Regions from separate parts of the Homo sapiens genome. Here region 2 is linked to region 1. A link is an interaction called in ENCODE POLR2A ChIA-PET data of the cell type or tissue named here. Cell type or tissue: A673. All regions are shown on one strand. Each heading gives the region's core, and the rest is flanking DNA. Links, peaks and the distances in the headings are about the cores only.

Evidence for each region. ChIA-PET counts read pairs that join two places held together with the same protein. Peaks named below come from ENCODE experiments on the same cell type or tissue, not always from the same donor. Only the 100,000 strongest peaks of a DNase experiment are listed, where the experiment ranks them.
Region 2: POLR2A ChIA-PET joins it to region 1 with 7 read pairs; 2 of 35 experiments call an interaction of 5 or more read pairs at or near these places.

The regions. Positions count from the first base shown.
Region 1 is chr12:110,360,102-110,365,477 of GRCh38, reverse strand. It overlaps the pseudogene RN7SL769P. Among named protein-coding and RNA genes, the nearest start is that of ANAPC7, 41 kb to the left of the region's middle. In A673, for the core only: no CTCF peak of the experiment used is centred there; no DNase peak of the experiment used is centred there.
Region 2 is chr12:110,856,580-110,861,955 of GRCh38, reverse strand. It overlaps CCDC63 (coiled-coil domain containing 63), which reads right to left. Exons shown (of 12, transcript NM_152591.3): 4 at 3,181-3,370. Among named protein-coding and RNA genes, the nearest start is that of CCDC63, 12 kb to the right of the region's middle. RefSeq lists an enhancer at 1,161-1,661. In A673, for the core only: a CTCF peak has its summit at 2,928 (motif pointing right); DNase peaks (open chromatin) are centred at 875, 2,885 and 5,195; H3K27ac peaks cover 3,508 bases.

The sequences.
Region 1 (5,376 bases), core at 189-5,188:
TATTTTTACCACATTTTTATCCTAAACAACACTTTTTTTTTTCTTTTGTGGCAGAATCTTGCTCTGTCACCCAGGCTGGAGTACGGTGGTTTGATCTTGGCTCGCTGCAACCTCTGCCTCCCAGATTCAAGCAATTCTCCTGCCTCAGTCTCCCAAGTAGCTGGGATTACAAGCACCCACCCCACCATGGCCAGATAATTTTTTTTTTTTTTTTGAGATGGAGTTTTGCTCTGTCACCCAGGCTGGAGTGCAGTGGCGCAATCTCGGCTCACTGCAAGCTCCGCCTCCCGGGTTCACACCATTCTCCTGCCTCAGCCTCCCGAGTAGCTGGGACTACAGGCGCCCGCCACCACGCCTGGCTAATTTTTTGTATTTTTCATAGAGATGGGGTTTCACCGTGTTAGCCAGGATGGTCTCAATCTCCTGACCTCGTGATCCGCCCGCCTCGGCCTCCCAAAGTACTGGGATTACAGGCATGAGCCACCATGCCCAGCCTTTTTTTTTTTTTTTTTTTTTTTGAGCCAGAGTCTCAGTCTCCCACCCAGGTTGGAGTGTGTAGTGGTGTGATTTTGGCTCACTGCAACCTCTGCCTCCTGGGTTCAAGCAATCCTTCCACCTCAGCCTCCCAAGTAGCTGGGATTACAGGTGTGCACCACCATGCCCAGCTAATTTTTTTTCTTTTTTGTATTTTTAGTAGAGACAGGGTTCTACAATGTTGGCCAGGCTGGTCTCAAACTCCTGACCTCATGATCCGCCCACCTTGGCTTCCCAAAGTGCTGGGATTACAGGCATGAGCCACCATGCCCGGCAATTATTTATTTATTTGCTTGTTTTGAACTTTGAATGTTGTATGTTGTTCCATGATTATCATTTATTTATTTATTTATTTATTTATTTATTTATTTATGAGATGGAGTCTAGCTTTGTCACCCAGGCTGGAATACAGTAGGGCAATCTCGGCTCACTGCAAACGCCACCTCCTGGGTTCAAGTGATTCTCCTGCCTCAACCTCACAAGTAGCTGGGATCACAGGCATATGCCACCACACCAGGCTAATTTTTGTATTGTTAGTAGAGATGGGGTTTCACCATGCTGGCCAGGCTGGTCTCAAACTCCTGGTCTTAAGTGATCTGCCCACCTCAACCTCCCAAAGTGCTGGGATTACAGGCGTGAGCCACCGCTCCCAGCCCCTAATTTTTTTTTCTTTTTATTAAAAAAAAAATCTAGGCTGGGCACAGTGACTCACGCCTGTAATCCCAGCACTTTGGGAGGCCAAGGCGGGCAGATCACGAGGTCAGGAGATCGAGACCATCCTGGCTAACATGGTGAAACCCCGTCTCTACTAAAAATACAAAAAAATTAGCTGGGCGTGGTGGCGGGCGCCTGTAATCCCAGCTACTCAGGAGGCTGAGGCAGGAGAATGGCGTGAACCCAGGAGGCGGAGCTTGCAGTGAGCCGAGATCGCGCCACTGCACTCCAGCCAGGGTGACAGAGCGAGACTCCATCTTAAAAAAAAAAAAATGTAACAGATGGGGTCTCACTAAGTTGAGCAGGCTGGTTTCAAACTCCTGGCCTCAAGCAGTCCTCCATCTCAGCCTCCCAAATTACTAGCATTACAGGCATGAGCCACCACACCTGGCCTAATGTTTTGTATTTTTTGTAGAGATGGGGTTTAACATGTTGCCCAGGCTGGTCTCGAACACGTGAGCTCAACCAATCTGCTTGCCTTGGCTTCCCAAAGTGATGGGATTATAGGTGTGAGCCACTGTGCCCAACCTGGAGTATTTTTAATAGACTATTTTTAGAACAGTTTTAGATTTGCAGAAAAATTGGGTGGATAGCACAGAAAGTAACCACGTGTTCCCCCCCACACACACAGTTTCCCCTATTGTTAATATCTTACAGTACCATGGAACATTTATCACAATTAATGAGCCAACATTGATACTTTTTTTTTTTTTTTTTTTGAGATGGAGTCTTGCCCTGTCGTCACCCAGGCTGGAGTGCAATGGCACAATCTCGGCTCACTGCAAGCTCCGCTTCCTGGGTTCAAACAATTCTTCTGCCTCAGCCTCCCACGTAGCTGGGATTATAAGTGCCCGCCACCACGCCCAGCTAATTTTTTGTATTTTTAGTAGAGACAGGGTTTCACCCTGTTGGCCAGGTTGGTCTTGAACTCCTCACCTTGTGATCCGCCTGCCTCGGGCCTCCCAAAGTGTTGGGATTACAGGCATGAGCCACTGTGCCCAGCCGATACATTATTATTAACTAAAGTCCATGGTTTTTCAGATTTGCTTTTTTTTTTTTTTTTTTTGAGATGGAGTCTCGCTCTGTCACTCAGGCTGGAGTGCAGTGGTGTGATCTCGGCTCACTGCAACCTCTACCTCCTGGGTTCAAGTGATTCTCCTGCCTCAGCCTCCCCCCACCACCTTCAGTTAATGTTTTGTGTTTATAGTAGAGTCAGGGTTTTGCCGTGTTGGCCAGGCTGGTCTCGAACTCCTGACCTCAGGTGATCTACCTGTCTCGGCCTCCCAAAGTGTTGGGATTACAGGCATAAGCCACCACACCTGGCCCAGATTTACTCAGTTTTTTTCCTAATGTCCTTTTTCTGTTTCAGAATCTCATCTAAGATTCCACATTACATAGTCATCATGTCTCCTTAGGCTCCTCATGGCTATCAGTTTCTCACACTTGTTTTTACTAACTTTGTCAGTTTTGAGGAGTACTCGTCAAGGGTTTTGTAGGGTGCCTTATTCAGTTTTCATTGCAATATAAGAATCTGCGTGGATATAAGGTATCCATTTTATTCTGTTGATGGACTTTTTTTTCTAACTTTTTGTTTCAAACTGCTTCTGCTATGTATTTTATTTTTACAGAAATATATAATGTACAAATCAACATGCTCACCTGCAGCACTTTGTTCCATTTCCTCACTAACTGGGTATTATCAATCTTTAATTTTCTCCAATACACTGTGTGTGAGATGACATAGTTACTGTAATTTAGATTTTCCTGTTTTGTAATAATATTGAACAATATTTTATATATTTAGTAACGATTTTGCAGAGGAATGATTTCCTCTTCTCTGAAATTCCTGTTGTTTTGCCTACTTTTCTATTGGATTATCTTGTTCTCATTAATTCATAGTCATTCTTTGTATATTCTAGATACAATTTCGAACATGAGTTGGCAATATCTTCTTCCAGTTTATGGCTTGTCATTCTCTGTGGTATCTTTTGGTTAACAGAGGGTCTTAATTTTAATATAGTTGAATCTTTTTCTTTATGGTTGTGCTTTACAATTCTTTTTCTTTTTGAGATGGAGTCTTACTCTGTCCCTCAGGCTGGAGTGCAGTGGCGCGATCTCTGCCCACTGCAACCTCAGCCTCCCGAGTAGCTGGGACTACAGGTGTGTGCCACCAAGCCTGGCTAATTTTTTTTTTTTTTTTTTTTTTTTTTTTTTAAGTAGAGACGGGGTTTCACTGTGTTAGCCAGGATGGTCTTGATCTCCTGATCTCGTGATCCACTCACCTCGGCCTCCCAAAGTGCTGGGATTACAAGCGTGAGCCACCGTGCCCGGCCCGTGTTTTACAATTCTTAAGAAATCCTTCCTTACTCAAGGTCAAAATGTACTCTCTATGGTGTGATGTAGGGATCCAATTTTATTGGTTTTTAGTATTATTTTTTGAGACAGAGTCTCGCTGTGTTGCCCAGGCTGGAGTACAGTGGCATGATCTCAGCTCACTGCAATCTCCTCCTCTCAGGTTCAAATGTTTCTCCTACCTCAGCCTCCCGAGTAGCTGGGATTACAGGCATGCTCCACCACACCCAGCTAATTTTTTTGTATTTTTAGTAGTGATGGGATTTCGCTATGTTGGCCAGGCTGGTCACAAGCTCCTGCCTTCAAGTGATCTGCCCACCTCAGCCTGCCAGTGCTGGGATTATAGGCATGAGCCATTAACCCTGGCCTATATATATATCCTTTTAAGATTCACACATAATAAGTCAGAGCAGTTTTCTTTTTTTCTTTCTAAATAGACTAGACAGCAATTTTCAAAAAGGGAAATTATGAAATTTCCCCACCCTGCCTGCCTTCTAGTTGCCTCTCTAGAAGGAACCATAGTTACTAGTTTCTCATGTATTTTTCCAGAAATAATTTGAAATCACATAAGTGGATATGCATATGCCACCCCCCTTTTGTATTTGCACAGTTCATCAGCAGAGTTTATAAAAAGTAAAGTCTTTTTTTTTTTTAAGTCTTGCTCTGTTGCCCAGGCTGGAATGCAGTGGTGCACTCTCGGCTCACTGCAACCTCTGCCTCCTGGGCTCAAGCGATTTTCCTGCCTCAGCCTCCCAAGTAGCTGAGATTACAGGTGCCTGTCACCACGCCGGACAAATTTTTGTAGTTTTAGTAGAGACGGGGTTTCACCATGCTAGCCATGCTGATCTTGAACTCCTGACCTCAGATAATCCACCCGCCTTGGCCTCGCAAAGTGCTGGGATTACAGGCTTGAGCCACCGTACCCAGCCAAAACTCTCATTTTTTTTTTCTTTTTTTGTTTTTGAGACAGTGTCTTACTCTGTCACCCAGGTTGGAGTACAGTGGCATGATCACAGCTCACTGCAGCCTCAACCTCCTGGGCTCAAACCATTCTCCCACCTCAGCCTCCCACTTAGCTGGGACCACAGGCACGTGCCTGCACATCTGGCTAATTAAAAAATTTTTTTTTTTGCCAGGCACAGTGGCGTGTGCCTGTAGTCCCAGCTACTTGGGAGGCTGAGGTGCAAGGATCGCTTGAGCCCCAGAGTTCTGGGCTGCAGTGCACTATGCCAATCGGGTGTTTGCGCTAAGTTCGGCATCAAGATGGTGACCTCCAGGGAGTGGGGGGCCACCAGGTTGCCTAAGGAGGGGTGAACTGGCCCAGGTCAGAAACGGAGCAGGTCAGAACTCCTGTGCTGATCGGTGGTGGGATCATGCCTGTGAATAGCCACTGCACTACAGCCTGGGCAACATAGCGAGACCCTGTAATTAAAAAAAAAACTGTGGCCAGGCATCGTGGCTTACGCCTGTAATCCCAACACTTTGGGAGGCTGAGGTGGGCAGATCATGAGGTCAGGAGTTCAAAACCAGCCTGATCAACATGATGAAACCCCGTCTCTACTAAAAGTACAAAAATTAGCCGGGCGTGGTGGCGCGTGCCTGTAATCCCAGCTACTCAGGAGGCTGAGGCAGGAGAATTGCTTGAACCCCGAAGGTGGAGGTTACAGTGAGCTGAGATTGCGCCACTGCACTCCAGCCTGGGCGACAGAGCAAGACTCTGTCTCAAAAAAAAAAAAAAAAATGCTGAGGCGGGTGGGTCACCTGAGGTCAGGAGTT
Region 2 (5,376 bases), core at 240-5,239, 500 kb before region 1:
GACACAAGGTATTTCGGGCACGCACAGTAGGGACATCTAGTGGGGAAAGATGAAGGGATGATGTCCCAGCAGAAGTAGCATTTGAGGCCGGGCACAGTGGCTCACACCTGTAATCCCAGCACTTCAGAGGCGGAAGAGGGCAGATCACTTGAGGTCAGGAGCTCGAGACCAGCCTGGCCAACACAGTGAAATCCCATCTCTACTAAAAGTACAAAAAAAAAAAAAAAAATTAGCCAGGCACCTATAGTCCCAACTACCCTGGAGGCTGAGGCAGGAGAATCGCTTGAACCCAGGAGGTGGAGGTTGCAGTGAGCCGAGATCGCACCACTGCACTCCAGCCTGGGTGACAGAGTGGGACTCCGTTTCAAAAAAAAAAGAGCATTTGAGCTGAGACCTAAGTGATAAATAGGAGGTCTCCAAGCAAAGAGGACAGGGAAAGGCACTCCAGGCAGAGGGAATAGCACACGCAAAGTCCTGGAAGTGAGGGACAGTACTGTGGGCTTAAAGGACACGAAGAAGGCCTCAGTGGGTGGAACACAGAGCAGGTGGGGGCAGGGGAGGAGGTGAGAGAGGCAGGCAGAGCTGATGCAGCCCCACTGGGGAGTTGGGCCTTTATGGAAAGAACAACAGGAACTTTCTGAAGGGTTTGAAGCAGACAAAAGATGTGAAGAGATTTCCAGATTCATTCAGTAGTGATCTGGTTTGGCTCTGTGTCCCTCCCTAATCTCATGTTGAATGGTAATCCTCAGTGTTGGAGGAGGGACCTGGGGGAGACAATGGGATGGTGGGGGGTGGTTTTTCATGAATGGTTTGGCACCATCCCCCTTGGTATTGTCTTGGCGATAGTGAAATCTCATGAGATCTGGTTGTTTAAAAGTGTGTGGCGCCTCCCCCGTCTCTCTCTTCTTCCTGCTCTGGCCATGTGACGTGCCTGCTCCCCCTTTGCCTTCCACCATGATTTATAAGTTTCCTGAGGCCTCCCCAGAAGCAGAAGCTGCTATGCTTCCTGTATAGCCTGCAGAACTGTAAGCCAATTAAACCTCTTTTCTTTAAAAACTTCCTGTCTTGGCTGCATGCCGCGGCTCACGCCTGTCATCCCAGCACTTTGGGAGGCCGAGGTGGGTGGATCACCTGAGGTCAGGAGTTCGAGACCAGCCTGGGCAACATGGTGAAACCCCGTCTGTACTAAAATTACAAAATTAGGTGGGCGTGGGGGTGCCTGCCTGTAATCCCAGCTACACGGGAGACTGAAGCAGGAGAATTGGTTGAGCCTGGGAGGCAGAGGCTGCAGTGAACCAAGATCATGCCGCTACACTCCAGCCTGGGCGACAGGAGTGAAACTCTGTCTCAAAAATAAATAAATAAATATTTAAAAATAAATAAACTACCTGTTTCAGCCGTTTCTTTATAGCAATTAATTAATACTATAATAGAAATAGTAAATGTTTACTGAGGATCTACTGTGTGCGGGACACTGGGACAGGCACGGGGTTGCGGGCAGGGGTGGCACTGTAGAGAACAAAATGGATGTGGTCCTTGCCCTTGTGAAGCTGTCAGGCTGCTTAGGGAGCCGTTAAACACCAGAATAAGGCATAATGACAATGGTGGGAAGAGCTATGAAGGGGGTACTGTGGGGAGCCATGGGATCCCCCACTTGCCCCCCAGACCCACTGCTCTGTGCCCCAACAGGCTGACCTGGCTGCATCGCTGAGGGGCTCCCTTGCACTGAGGATCAGAGGGTTGGAAGAAAGGGGAGCCATTGCCCCTGGCTTGCCCCAGGCTCTCCAAGTTCCAGACCACTGCCCCCTCCCCCGCTGTTGCGAACCCTAGTGTTTCAATGTCCCTACTCATGCTCATGCCCACACCCTTGTAAATGGTTCCTGCATTAAACTCTTCTCAAAGTACCCTGCTGGGGGTGCTCTGGGTTCCAGCCAGAACCTGACTGACACAGGGAGGTATAACCTGGAGAGGGGGCACAGAAAAGGCCTCCCTGAGAAAGTCACATTTAAGTTGAGACCTGAAGGACAAGCGGGAGTGGGGGAAGGGGTGGGAGTGGGGGAGCATAAGCAAAGGCCCTGAGGTGGGCCAAGGGGTAGGCAGGGGCTAGATCACGCAGGGCCTTTCAAGCCAGGGTAAGGGGCATGACCATTAATGTTGTCCTGCAAATACTTCCAGCTCTTTGCCTTCCAGATAATGAGAGGGTGGCCCTTCCCGGACCCCTTTGTGGATGGGTAGGATCACGTACATGACTATTTTCTCTTGCTTTTTCTTTTCTTTTTTTTTTTGTTACCATAATCAGAAAACACGACTATTTTGAGCCCCTGGGTCATGAGCAGAAGTGACGTGTTTCAGCCAGGCACGGTGGCTCACGCCCGTAATCTCAGCATTTTGGGAGGCCGAGGCGGGAAGATCATTTGACATCAGGAGTTTGAGACCAGCCTGGCCAACATGGTGAAACCCTGTCTCTACTAAAAATACAAAAATTAGCCAGCATGGTGGTGCACGCCTGTAATCCCAGCTACTCAGGTGGCTGAGGCATGAGAATCACTTGAACCCAGGAAGCAGAGGTTGCAGTGAGCCAAGATTGCACCACTGCATTCCAGCCTGGGCAAGAGAGCAAGACTCTTTCAAAAAAAAAAAAGAAGTGACATGTTTCACTTCCAGACTGGAATATTCAATGGCCAGCATGAAACCCTCTAGAACTCTTTCTTTCCCATAATACCTGGCAATGTTCAAGATGGTGGCTATTCCTTCAGCCTAGTCCCAGTGTGAGAAGATATAAGGGCTCTTAGCCAACCCACAACAGTTACGTGTCATCAACAAGGAAGAAACCTTAAAGTTTTAAACCACTAAGAATGCGTGAGGGGGTGGCATTTATTCCTGCAGCATAACCAAGCCTCTCCTAACTGATAGGGTGCAGCTGTGGGGGTTTATTCACGGTGCAGCAGGTGGCACTGGGGAGCACGGCGGAGGGATGGATTGGTATGGCTGAGCCTGGATACTGGAGCCCAGAGGTCTCAAGGGTAGCGAGACGATAGCAGCAGTCACATTTAGCGGGCTGTCCAGAGGAGATACTGTGATACAGGGGTGTCAGGTCTGGCCTAAGGCATCACGAATATGCACCCCAACTCCTCCCCTTTGCTCTGTGTTCTGGTTAACCCTTTAAGAGAAAGACCACACCTTCTCATCCAGTTCAGCCAACAGCACTTTCAGGGATTTAATCAATGCCTCATAGTCCTCCTTAGTTTGGAGCAGGAGTCGCAGCTCCATGTAGTTCTTCTCACTCCGATTCATGTTCCTCGAGGATTTCATGAGACTCAACAGTAGGGTGATCTCATCCTGCTCTGTCTTCAGGGTCTTGATCTCCTTGCTGTTGGAAAAGCAGCCCATGATTAACCCCAAACCCCTAAGTTTAACTTGACGGAGCACTCCAGGCACATCAGCCCTGCAAGGAGACCGGGAGAGAGGAATTTCCCACCTGAGCAAGCAGGCAAAAGGGACGTGTCCATGGTCTCAGATCCAGGTCTGGAAGCCTGATCACCTGAGACCTGGTTCACCATGATTTCCTGCTGCCCTGCCTTCTCTGAGGTGGGTATTTTCTCTAGGTAACAATTTGCAGCTGTGCCTGTCAAAACCCATTACTCAGACATGGAGGAAACCCCCACGTTCTCCTTTGCCAGCAACTCCCTGGCACCTGTCTGATTCTGCAGACCATCTTTCCAGACTTTACCGCCAATTATCTCCAGTAATGAGGAGCAAACCATCAGGCAGGATTTTATTTTATTTATTTTATTTTTTATTTTATTTTATTTTATTTTATTTTATTTTATTTTATTTTATTTTATATTTTGAGACAGAGTCTCACTCTGTTGCCCAGGCTGGAGTGCAGTGGCATGATCTCGGCTCACTGCAACCTCCACTTTCCAGGTTCAAGCGATTCTCCTGCTTCAGCCTCCTGAGTAGCTGGGACTACAGCCACAAGCCACCATGCCCAGTTACTTTTTGTATTTTTAGTAGAGACGGGTTTCGCCATGTTGGCCAGGCTGGTCTCGAACTACTGGCCTCATGTGATCCACCTGCCTCGGCCTCCCAAAGTGCTGAGATTACAGACATGAGCCACCGTGCCTGGCCAGGCAGGATTTTTCAAGTTTGCATCAACACAGGGATGCATAATAGCCTCTAAGCTCCACCAGTTTCTCTCCTTGTGGTGCTAATGAGGAAATGTCTACCGGGATGTGGGAAAACAGGGGGATTTGGAAAAGAGCAAAGGGAGCTTGAAAGACTGCACAATGGAACAAGGGGAGATGGCACAGAGGCTGAGTTTCTGGCAGTCTGGAGACTGACACCCACTCCCCAATGTGGTTTGCGGATCAGTAGCATGAATGTCCTTTGGAAACTTGGAGAAATGCAGAATCTCAGGTGCCCAACCTGAGACCAATTGGATCAGAATCTGCTTTATTACAGGATCGAGTGTCCAGATGCTTCAAAAGTTTTGGACACACTGCTATAGAACAGTAAAGAATGTTCTACAGGCCCGGCGCAGTGGCTTATGCCTGTAATCCCAGCACTTTAGGAGGCCGAGGCCAGTGGATCATGAGGTCAGGAGTTCGAGACCAGCCTGGCTAAGATGGTGAAACCCCATCTCTAGTAAAAATACAAAAAATTAGCCGGGGGGGGTGGTGGGCGCCTGTAATCCTAGCTACTCTGGAGGCTGAGGCAGAGAATTGCTTGAACCCGGGAGGCGGAGGTTGCAGTGAGTTGCGATCGCGCCACTGCACTCCAGCCTGGGAGACAGAGCAAGACTCCATCTCAACAATACAAAAACAAACAAACAAAAAAGAATGTTCTACAGGCCTGGCGCAGTGGCTCACTCCTGTAACATCAGCACTTTGGGAGGCCGAGGCAGAAGGATTGCTTGAACTCAGGAGTTTGCGACCAGCCTGGACAACATAGTGAGGCCCTGTCTCTACAGAAAATATTAAAAGTAGCTGAGGTGGGAGGATTGCTTGAGCCCAGGTGGCAGAGGTTGCAGTGAGCTGAGATCGTGCCACTGCATTCCAGCCTGGGAGACACACAGTGAGACCCTGTCTCAAAAAAAAAAAAAAAAAAAAGAAAGGAAAGGAAAATGTCCTAGGACAGGAGTTGGCAAACCGGCCAAAAAGTGAACCAACAGGCATGGCTGTGTGCCAATAGAGATTTAATTACAAAAAACCAGCAGCCAGCCAGATTTGGCTGTAGTTTGTAGATCCCATTCTAATAGGACGTTCTGCAGTGATGAAAATGTTCTCTGAGGGGCCCATAGTATCCACTTAGGCACAAGTGATTGTTGAGCACTTGAAATGCGGCTATTTCAGCAGAACTAAATATTATTTTATT